2 separate regions of the Mus musculus genome follow, and region 2 is linked to region 1. Evidence: chromatin contacts called from ENCODE Hi-C or POLR2A ChIA-PET data. All regions are on one chromosome and are shown on one strand. Each heading gives the region's core, a stretch centred on a gene start or an enhancer-like site at or near the end of the contact. The rest is flanking DNA. Distances are from core to core; before and after follow the strand shown. Region 1 holds the start of Marchf6 (membrane associated ring-CH-type finger 6). Region 2 holds the start of Cmbl (carboxymethylenebutenolidase-like (Pseudomonas)).

Region 1 (5,424 bases), core at 1,016-3,515:
AGCAGGTTGCTTCCTTCCAAAACCTGAGAGGTACTACAGTGTTAGTAAAGGGAAAGCACTCTGAGTCCTCACTAAGTGATCAGTTACTTTGAGTTCAATATCCAAATTGATTTTTAAAACATCACTTATATCTTATCCCAATAAAAAAAAAGTACCTTCAAGCACTAGAAGTACCATTTCCTTCATGACATCACACTCAGTTTCTCAATTCCTGAGTTACTAATACCTGTGGTCATTTCATAAATCTGTGAAGTACTAACTGCCCAGGTGGAAAAAAATCAGGTTTTCATATAATATGTCAGTGCAAAGCCAAGTAATACAGATGCTAGATTTAGTCATTAAAACTTAAATCAAAGGAGATTATGTGTAGTTGAGAGCACTTGTTCTTACAGAGGACCAGGTTTTGAGTCCCAGCACACATGGCATTTAACAACGATTAAATACATATGAGCAAAATACAAACAAACTCGAATCAAAGCCAGGCATGGTAGTACAAGATGCTGAAACAGAGGAGTATGGAGAACTCATTTCAAAAACCAAACAAAACAAAGACAGGCACTGAATATAAACGGCTGTGAAACCTACAGAGATGTAAACACAAGATCAACCTGGGCGATTGTTAATCCTCAACAGTTTCTTTCCCAAAGTTCTGCAATGGCAACTAGCTTCACTCATTGAATAGAACCGTACTGTAGCATAATGAAGTGGCAGCGACAAACAATGAAAATAGGGTCAACTGTTTCTTACCACCCGTGTGAACCTTAACCAAGCTATTAAATAAGCCTACATTTCCACAGCCACGAAAGGTAACACACATCCACCCCGCAGGGCTGTCGGGAACGTCAAAGTGAATCAATCCTCCTGTGCATATTTTGTAAACAATACTTTTTTTTAAAAAAAATCAACTCATCACATTATTACTAAACTTTTTATTACTCTAATGACTTCAATACAAGTGCTTGATGGTTCGATTGCATGTAAAGTCGGTAAAATAAAGCCTGAGGTTGAAAAGAACGCTCATTCGAACAAGAATATATCTAAACAGTAAGTATCTGCACTAGTAAGTACATGATCAATAATTTCCTCTACAGACTCACTAATACATCAGTGCCTCTAAAAACTGCTTTAAAACACTTTGCCACAACGTCAGGTAAGCGGCTGCTTTCTACACCCATGTGGCTGCTTTTCTTTCGTGTTCTCTGCTAATTCAAAACAACCGCATCCAAAGTACACGTCCACAAACAAAACAAACAAACCCTTGCTTTGTGGTGACAAGGATTTAGAAGAAACCTAAATATTCGCCTTTCCCTCCTCCAATAGTCTCTAGAAACCGTCCCCTCTCGGGTCTGGTCAGTGCAGTTAGGGTAAGGCAAACAGAGAGCAAGATTTTGCAGCAGGGGTCAGTTCAGTCCACTCAGCAGTCGTCACCTCGCGGGGTATTTTCCGCGAAGTTTCAAAGTCAACAAAGAAGTTGTGTGGCAGAGGTTGGGCCTACAGGACAACAGCAAACAGACTCGAACACGGAGGGGGGAAAAACGAGTGGGGGAGGGGAGTGGAAACGCCCCCGGACTTCGCACTGCGGCCCCCTCCTCCGCGGACCGCGGGATGGCGGTGGCCGGGGCCCCGATCTTCCACACCGTCAAGTCCCCGGCAGCCCCACGCCTCGGGCACCCTATGGTCTCCAGCGCCCCACTTCCCGACATCCCCATGTCTCGAGCACCCCACGTCGCGACACCCCCACGTCCGGGATGTCCCACGTCCCGGCACCCCACGTCTCGGACACCGAAGTCCTGGCACCCCAGTGTCCCAGCCGAGGCTGAGTCCTCGTCGCCCGCGGGAACCGGCGGGGGGCGCGCAGAGGGTCACCTTCCGATCCGAGCCCGCTGGAGGACCAGCTCGAGCCGCGCGCTCGCCCGCCCGCCCGCCCGCCCGCCCGCCGGGCAAGCAAACTGCCCGCGGGATCCGCCGCGAGCGCCTCGGCCCGACTGGAGCGCGGGCGCCGCTGCAAGGGCGCGGGCGCCGCCGCCTCACCTTCCTCGGCGGTGTCCATCTTGTCTGGGGGGCGGCGGTGACGCAGCCGCGAGGCGCCCGCGACCCGGCAGAGCCTCGGGGCCCGAAGGGAAAGGCGGGCGGGCGGGCGGGAGGAGTGGAGGAGGAAGAGGACGCGGGCCGGGCAAGTGCGTGCGCTCGGGTGCGAGAGGAAGCCGGTCGCGGGCGAGGGGGACAGGGACAGCGACTGACAGAAAGCGAGCGCCGGGGAGGGGGGAGGGGCGCGCGGCCGAGCGACGGGCCTGGGCGGGGCGCGCGGCGGAAAAGGCGGGGCGCCGGAGCGCTGCGCGTCACATCCGGCGCGCGCCTTCGCTCGCGCTCGCGCCGGGCTCGCGGAGGCGGGGGCGGGGTGCGAAACACGGCCTGACTGGTGGCGAAGGCTGCGCGCGGGATGGAGACTGAAAACCTAGAGGCAGGCGGCAGGCACCTCGCGGAGGGGCGGCTGCGGCGGCGGCGGCGCGGGCGCGTTCCGGGACAAAAGGAACGCGGAGCGGCGGGAGCGAGCCCGGCGCGCACGCCCGCCCGCCCGCCGGAGCGGGTGTGGGGGACAAAGGGTCCCAGCTTGGGGTACCCGACCGCCACTCCCGGGGCGTTCAGAGTCGGCCCCGGAACGAGCATTTTTGGTTCCGCTCTTGAGTGGTTCTGAGGCACGTCTGAAAGAATTACAGAAGCATCCCTAAGATGGAAAAAGACGAGCATCCAGGTTATCAGAATCTCTCCTGGGGAGGCTTATGCAATTGAGTGGAAAGACCACGTCTTCACAGCTGAAAGCCAACATTGAATCTACCTCTAAGGGAAATGGGTTCAGATGGCGACACAATTAAGGGAAGCTTACCTGGCCAGAACTAAATGGCTGATGAAAGAATGATGAAAGACTCAGACCTGCTCGCATCAGTAGGCCACCTTCCTCACATAATCCTTAGAGCTTTCTCTAAATAAGATAGTACAGATTAGAAGAAAAGTGTTTCCAACCCGGATGCTTAAACGTGCACATAACGGAAAGTAGATTCAAGAAACGGAATTTTGGCCGGGCAGAGGTGGTGCATGCCCTTAATCCCAGCACTTGGGAGGCAGAGGCAGGTGGATTTCTGAGTTGGAGGCCAGTCTGATCTACAGAGTGAGTTCCGGGACAGCCGGGACTACAGGGCTACACAGAGAAACCCTGTCTCAAAAAACCAAAAAAAAAAAAAAAAAAAAAAAGTTATGTGACTGTTTTTGTTTTAACCCCAGGTGTGGGATATGGGGCTGCTTCAGATGGGCCACAACCGTTAACTATGATTGTCTCGTACTCTAGGAGGGGAGTGATCTAAATGGCAGTCTCCAGAGCAGTGGGAGGTGCTTTGAGGAAGAAGAAGTGGGGAGAGGAGGAGGAGGCAGAAGAGAAGGAGGAAGCAGAAGAGGAGGAGGAGGTTTTTGGTTCCTGCTGCTCCTGTTGCTGTTGCTTAATGAGACGTTGGAGATGCCCTGTTGTGGAAGATTGGACTGATCTCAAGAAACTCAATGCCCCTAATGATCAGGAGTAGTCAAAAAGGTCTACATCCCCCTTTCCCTCTAACCTTCCTTCTCTTCTACCTTGATGTACTAGAACACAATAGAATAGACCAAAAAAAAAAAAAAAAAAAAAAAAAAGCCCCCAACAGAAGACAGTCCCTGTAGGTTTGTCTTTGAGATTTCTCACAAAAAAAAAAAAAAAAAAAAAAAAGCTAAGTTTAGCCCCATGCAGATGCTCAGCTCCTGATTCCACACACACTGGTATGCATATCACCTTCATCCTCTGCCCTATCCTGCGCAGCTTGCAGCAACAGGAGTGAAGAAAGGATATGTGTCACACAGAAAAGCTGAGATCTGTGGACCATGCTTACTCTTGTGAACTGGCCTCATGATGCCACAACCCAGAACCTGGCCATGCTTACAGTGAATAGCAATGGAGGTAGGAGTAGGCTAGACCTGATAGGAGTCACTGTAGCAGATGGTCTCACACTGCAGTCATCTGGAGGTAGGAGAAGGCTAGACCTGATAGTCACTGTGACAGATGGTCTCACACTGCAGTCATCTGGAGGTAGGAGAAGACTAGACCTGATAGTCACTGTGACAGATGGTCTCACACTGCAGTCATCTGGAGGAAGAAGCTGCAGTTACTAGTTTCTGCACACACTGGCCAATTGTCCGTAAACATACTTGGACCAGAGGAAGACCTTGCTATGCCTCTGAGCTTCACCAACAAGGAAAGTTTTGTCAGTTCCCATGGTTCTGATACACTGGGGTCCTTGACATGGTTGTGTCTTTGTCGGCAGTGCACACTTGCTCAGGACTTCATCCACACCCACACATCACTCCCTACACACCAGTAACCGTGAGATCCTCACACCACGTGAAGCTATTATGCAGGATGACATGGTCTTGAACCTACAAAACCAAGCTAGGTAAGCCTCTTCTCTCTTCCCCATCCCTCGCTCTGGGACATGGTCTCACCATGTAACCTTGGCAAGCCTAGAGCTTCTTTTTCTGTGTAAGCAGCTTGTGTCGGGTGGGTATCTTGTTATGGGATGACAAGATGACTCAGAGAGGACACGTGGGAAGACACAGTATAATTTTTTGAGCATGAATGATGACAATAGCAAACTAATAATAACAGTAATTAGCCAAAGTTCCTATTATGTCCAATGAATATCAATAGCAAACCTGTAAAGCAAATACACCCGTTCACAGATGAGCCGTCAGATTCACAGCAGGTGACTAACACAGAGGGAAAAGGGAAGCAGCGTTGAGCCACAGCTCTGTCTGACTCTAGGGCTCCATATTTTAAACCTCATTGGTTTAGCATAGCAGCCACTCACTGCCATCAAACCCTCAATTCTTTATTGTTTTTATGGTGAGCTTAAGTGTGTATCAAACCTGTGACCTTGAAACAGTTGCACAGAAACCTCCTGAGGAAGCATAGATATAGTGACTAAGCCAAGAGCCTTACCACAACCTTGACATTATCAAGAACAGCAGATTGCTAAGGGCAATTTATGGTGCTGTCTTAAAATTAAACTCTTTCCTTCTCACTTCAACTTCTATTATTTTTCTCTTCCCTTCTCACCTTCCTTTATTCCTATCTCCTCTCCCTTTCTATCTTCTTTATCATTTCTCTTCCTTGAAATGAGACCCAAAAGCAGGGTAAGGAAAAAAAAGTATACAGGTAAAATAGAGAAGCCTGGTGTGGTTAGACACAGTGTATTACAGTCAACAACTAAAGATAGTAAGAGTAAAAAGATGGCTCCCCAATAATAGCAGATATATGAATGTGGAAAGAGGGAAGGCTAGACATAGTCCTGAGAGATTAAATCTATGAGTCACTCCTGCCAGGTACTGCCATTCAAACTTGGCCAT
Region 2 (5,424 bases), core at 997-3,496, 38 kb after region 1:
TGGCACATCTAGTCATTGCATCCTCTCTCACTGAGGCTAGACAGGGCAGCCTAGTTAGGGGAACAGGATCCACAGTAAATCGACAGAGTCAGGGACGGCCCTCATTCCAGCTTTTAGGGGACCCACATGAAGAACAAGCTGCACATCTGTTACATATGTGTGGGTGCCTAGGTCCAGCCCATGCTTGCTCTTTGGTTGGTGGTGGTTCAATCTCTGGGAACCCCCAGGGGTCCACGTTAGTTGACTCTGATGATCTTCCCATGGACTCCCTATCCCCTCTGGGTTCCTCATTCCCATTTCTTCTTCTTCTTCTTCTTCTTCTTCTTCTTCTTCTTCTTCTTCTTCTTCTTCTTCTTCTTCTTCTTCCTCTTCCTCTTCCTCTTCCTCTTCCTCTTCCTCTTCCTCTCCTTCTCCTTCTCCTTCTCCTCCTCCTCCTCCTCCTCCTCCTCCTCCTCCTCCTCCTCCCTCCCTCCCTTTCCCCCTCCTCCTCCTCCTTAATACACTGTATGTATTTCTGTTCCTTAAAAAAGAAAACCAAAGGACTGGAAACCAGCTCAGTGGTTAAGAGCACCTGCTGCTCTTCCAGAGGTCCCAGGTTTGGTTCCCAACACCCACATGATAGCTCACAACTGGAGTCTGTAACTGCAGTCCAGGGGATCTGACACCTCTTCAGCTCTTGGAGAGCATCAGACAACCACATGGTGCATATACATATATACATACATACATACATACATACATACATACATCATGCATGTGTCAGGTCCCAAAGAAACTCAGGGCAAATGGCTGGCTATTAGCATACCGAAGCACACACAGCCCTCCAGGCTCACTGGTACTTGTGGCTCTTCTCACCCCAGCCCCTACCTAAACCTCTCAATCATAGGGACTGCTTCCCTTCCCGCAACTTCCTTTTCCTATGTCGCCCCACCATTACAGACTCTGCACTCTCTTGGTTCTTTTCCCTTTCCCTTGGTTCTCTTGGCTTTTTCCTCTCTTGCACCGCCCCTCCTGCCCCGCCCCTCTCTTGGCTTTTTCCTCTTTTGCCCCGCCCCTCTCTTGGCTTTTTCCATTCTTGCCCCGCCCCTCCTTGCTCCTCTCTTCTCTTCCTTCCTACTCTATTTTCTCTCTCCTCTCATGGCCCGGTCTTTTCTGCTGGCCATGTTCAATCTGGATGTGTAGCTTCAATTCCAGGGGTCCACTTCCCTCTCTGGTCTCAGGTGACACCAGTCATGCTGACATACATGCAGGCAAGAGACCATATACATAAAATGAAACAAAAAAAATAGGGGCTTGGAGAGATGGCTCAGTGGTTAAAAGCACTGGCTGTTCTTCCAAAGTACCTGGGTTCAATTCCCAGCACCCACACGGCAGCTCACAACTGTCTACACTCACGTGAACACGCATGTAGGCAGAACACCAATGTACCGATATACATAAAAATACAAATAAATACATTTTAAAAGTTAAAAAATAAGTGAAAACAAAAACACAACTGAGCCTCCCTCACAAGCACCAAAACAAACAACAAGACAACAGAAGAAGAAGAAAAAAAAAAAAACCAGAAAAAAACCCCCACCTCTCCATCTTAGAGAAAATGTTTTGCTTTTGTGGAACACTAAGAGGCAGCTTCCCCACTCCATTGTATGCATTTTTTGACAGTTTCAGAAACAGGGAGAGCAATCCTGTCCCACCTGAGACTTTTAACGGAGCTCGTGGGCTTTAGATTTCATCCATCTTTCTCAGCAAAGGCACGGTTTATGTTATTGGTTTGCCCTGAGGACAAGCGCTGCCCAGAGCTAGGCCTTGAGCCAGCACCCACATCTTCAAGAGACAGCACCGGAAAATTAACACTGGTTTCATTGCTCTTCCCTGGGCGATGCCTCCATCTTCTTTTCTCAACGTTTTCTTTCACTACTTTCCTTCCTCACAGACAAACCACCCAAGCCACAAGAAGATTATATGTAAGTTGGGGTAAATACACAAATGTAGTAGCTTAGTGCTTGAAATAGCCCGATTGTGATTGACCACAGAGAAGTATGCGTCCCAGTAGACAGGCCCAGGGCAGAGTGCCAGGCTCATTCCCTGCCTCTTTAGGCCTCTGTTTCCCTCCTATCACCACTCTTCCTACCCTGCCTTCTTGCTTCCATCCGGGAGCCAGGATCCAGCCCCTTCTCGCGGTCCTTGCGGACCTGCCCCTCCCCCGGCTTTTCCCGGGAATGCAGGACACTGCCACAGCAGTGTCCACTTCCCGTGCAGACTGAGACTCCTCCCTTCTTCTGCATGTCCCTCCCTACCGGGTCAGCTCCAGGGCGTCTGCCTCCTGCTGACTTGCTCTTCACCATTAGACAAGGTAGGTGCTGGTCGCTGGGGACAGACAAACCTGCTGGACCTTGCCTGTGGCTTTGCAGGAAAAGGGCTTTTGCTGGTGCAGATGTGAGGCGCTTCCAGGATCATTTTCCAAAATGAGCTGCCATATATACTGTCCTGGCAAAAATGGCAAGGACCACAGCCAGCCCTAGGTGCCCACCCTTGACTTCTGAGGATATTTTTCTGTAGGTATTCAGATGTTTGCTTTTAAAAACAGCTGAGAGTTTGTAGTCAAACTCACGTCCCTGAGAAGAACCCTTCTTCCCTGACCTTAAATACTATTTTTAGGCTGGGCATTTTGATTATATTGTTGTTGTTGTTGTTGTTGTTGTTGTTGTTTTGTGAAGATGGAATCATGAACAAACTGAGCATATTTGCATTAAACTCAGTACCCACGTCTGGCAACAGTTCTTCTGGGTGGATAGAAGCAAAGACAGGCTGTCATATAAGAATATGACATCCTAGATGGTGGGTGGATCTTGCCAAGACAGTGTGGTTTTACACTCCATGGCCACTGGGGTTGGCCCAGGTCCTAAAGAGACTGGCCGATGCAGTTTATATCCACTTGCTGACAGAAAAGGACACCTGTTGTCCCCAGAGTCCGTTTAAAACAAGGTAGTCAGAATGGAGCCCTGGGCACACACACACCACGGGACAGCCTGCTGGGCCTGCAACAGAGAGAACAGACCAAAGGCATGGCAGTGATTGGCATGATTAAAGAGGTCTCTATGTGCCGCTTAGGTCTAGTTTTCTATCTAACGCTGTCCAAACCGTGGACCTGCTGCAGACCGTGCACATGGTCAGGAAAACTAAGTACTTGGGGGAGGGAACAGCAGAATCACTCAAGGCTAGGAGTTGGCTCTGCCTTCCTCAGGGCAGGACACAAAATCAGGCGCAGTGAAGTTTCTACAACCTTTAACCTGGCAGGCTGCCAGCCCCTCCCTCCTTAAACACCAGCTTTCTACAGGATCAAACTTGCCCTTGTACTCTGAGCCCATGTCTGTGACTCCTTTTTGCAGGTACTTCCTGCTGCAATCTTGTTTGTGCACTCTGAGCTTGTTAAGGCTCTCTATCTATCTATCTATCTATCTATCTCTATATATATATACTTCTTTTGGACAAGTTCATTGTGTGATCTGACTTCTGAGCTACACCAATCCTCAGAGCTTTAAATCAGGAAATCTGTACTCTGAGACATGCTTTCTTGCTGTGTCTGACTTCCAGGGGGCAGGGAAAGTGATAGAGTTTTGCTCCTAAAAGACAGCCTTCCACAAAAGGTGAACATTCATCCAGGTGTAAACAGCCGAGGGTTTATGGTAGTCACGACAGAGGGGACTGATGTTCTAGCTGATTCGAGAAAGATGTCACAAAGAGCAGACTTAGATCCAGCAAGGGAAGACCCCAGGAAGGTGTCTATGACACCTATGACAAAGGAGACATGGAAAACCCTTGGAGGGGATGAGGGAGCCCTTGGTGGAGGTGAGGTGGCCCTTGAAGGGGATGAGGTGGCCCTTGGTGGAGGTGAGGTGGCCCTTGGAGGAGGTGAGGTGGCCCTTGGAGGAGGTGAGGTGGCCCTTGAAATTTGCCCATCACACCTACAACAGGAATGTAGGTTGTGCTCAAGCTCCTTGTGTAGCCAAGGGCAACCCTGAACTTTTGCCTTTTACCTCCTCAGTGATCAGATTACAGGTCCGTGCCACCATGCTGTATTTGAGGTCTGGCGATTGAATCCAGGGCTTCATGCATGCCAGATGAGCACTCTCTCCACCAACTGAATGACCCCAGCCCACATTGTCCTTTGCCTTGTCATTTATAGAGAGATTTGCCTGAGGGGGGCAGGCTGGTAGGAGCAACAAATGCCCTACTACAGGAAAAAGCCTGTGACTGATAAATTTGCAGTGTCTCCCATGAACAATTATGGGGAATCTAGTACTTTGTGCCAATAGCCATCGTCCTGGCCAGACATTATCATCAGGATGTTGTTCTTAGGGCAATGGTCCCACAACAAGTTCCCTGACTTTAGGAGGCTCTGCCAGTGGGGATTATGGACTTGCTCTAAGGGTATGTGTAGCCTCAAACACACAGTTAATGAGCCTGCCCCAAGTCAAGAGGAACAGGAACCCCACCACTCCCACGAAGGACCCGATACTGTGCAGAAGAAACCACGCTTCCTCGCAGAGTGCCCTCCCTCTGTGGCTCACTCCCTGGCTCTCTCCCATGGATCTGAATTTTGCAATTCTTTGTAGGTCACGGGTTATTGGTTAGGATGGGAGATTTCCAAACAGTGTCCTCCTGCCTGTTATAATCAATCCCCTTCCCGCTTCCATCGAGAAGAAAGTTTGTATCCGTGTGAACTTCCTCTCACCTTCTTGAGGGCTCATACTCCAGTCAGTTACAGCATCTCCCCCCTTTCTCTCCTGTCACCCCAGGTGTGAACGTACCGTGGACTATGGACATATCAGAGTGCAGAATGTTCTTCCACAAGGTGGCCTTCTAGAAAGAACGGCATAAACTATTCTAAGTGAAAATACCCGAAAGCAAGGGCATGGAGGGATATCCTGGCATGTCCATGTTATCTCTGTAGGAAGGGCAAAGGCCTGGGAGGAATATGGTAGGCTTTTTTCACATGACTAAAGACGTATCCATCACCAGGGGCCTTTCGTCATTGTACTTTATTTGCTTAAGCTAACTATAAATGTCACCTTGTGTTTTGTTGGCTTTGGTAATACTGAGAGTTGCTTTGTGCTGCACTTGAACTTGCAGGCCTGAAGTCCCATGGTTGGTTTGTCCCCATTCAGATCATTTGATCCTTGAGACTTAGCCTTAGGGGCCACGGGGCTCACTGATCATTTTTTGGTCTGTACGGGAGGGAGGTTCCTTGCTTTATCCCGAAGCTTGTCTTTTAGAAAATGTGTCATGGGGAAAAGCAAAAATCCTGAAGGCAGACCCAGAAACGGTGGGATGCCGAAGGCCAAGCGTGTGTTCCCGAGTCTTAGCCTGAACCCCCACAGGCTGGTCTGTGAGTAGGCATTGCCTACCCTGTCCAGAGCCCAC

The links. Hi-C counts contacts between places; a loop is a spot of excess contacts on that map. ChIA-PET counts read pairs that join two places held with the same protein, here RNA polymerase II (POLR2A).
Region 2: a loop to region 1 is called in a map of gastrocnemius, with 2.5 times the contacts of the local background. The contact joins the promoter of Cmbl here to the promoter of Marchf6 in region 1. A Hi-C loop is called at or near these places in 12 of 37 maps with a recorded cell type or tissue (adrenal gland, gastrocnemius, heart and 1 more). POLR2A ChIA-PET finds 5 or more read pairs at or near these places in 3 of 5 experiments (Patski and embryonic stem cell).

The regions. Positions count from the first base shown.
Region 1 is chr15:31,528,772-31,534,195 of GRCm38, forward strand. Marchf6 (membrane associated ring-CH-type finger 6) reads right to left here and starts at 2,266. Exons shown (of 26, transcript NM_172606.2): 1 at 2,032-2,266. The coding sequence starts at 2,050. It overlaps Gm41287 (a long non-coding RNA gene), which reads left to right and starts at 2,333. Exons shown (of 3, transcript XR_875101.3): 1 at 2,333-3,166; 2 at 3,344-4,472.
Region 2 is chr15:31,566,587-31,572,010 of GRCm38, forward strand. Cmbl (carboxymethylenebutenolidase-like (Pseudomonas)) reads left to right here and starts at 2,247. Exons shown (of 6, transcript NM_181588.4): 1 at 2,247-2,353.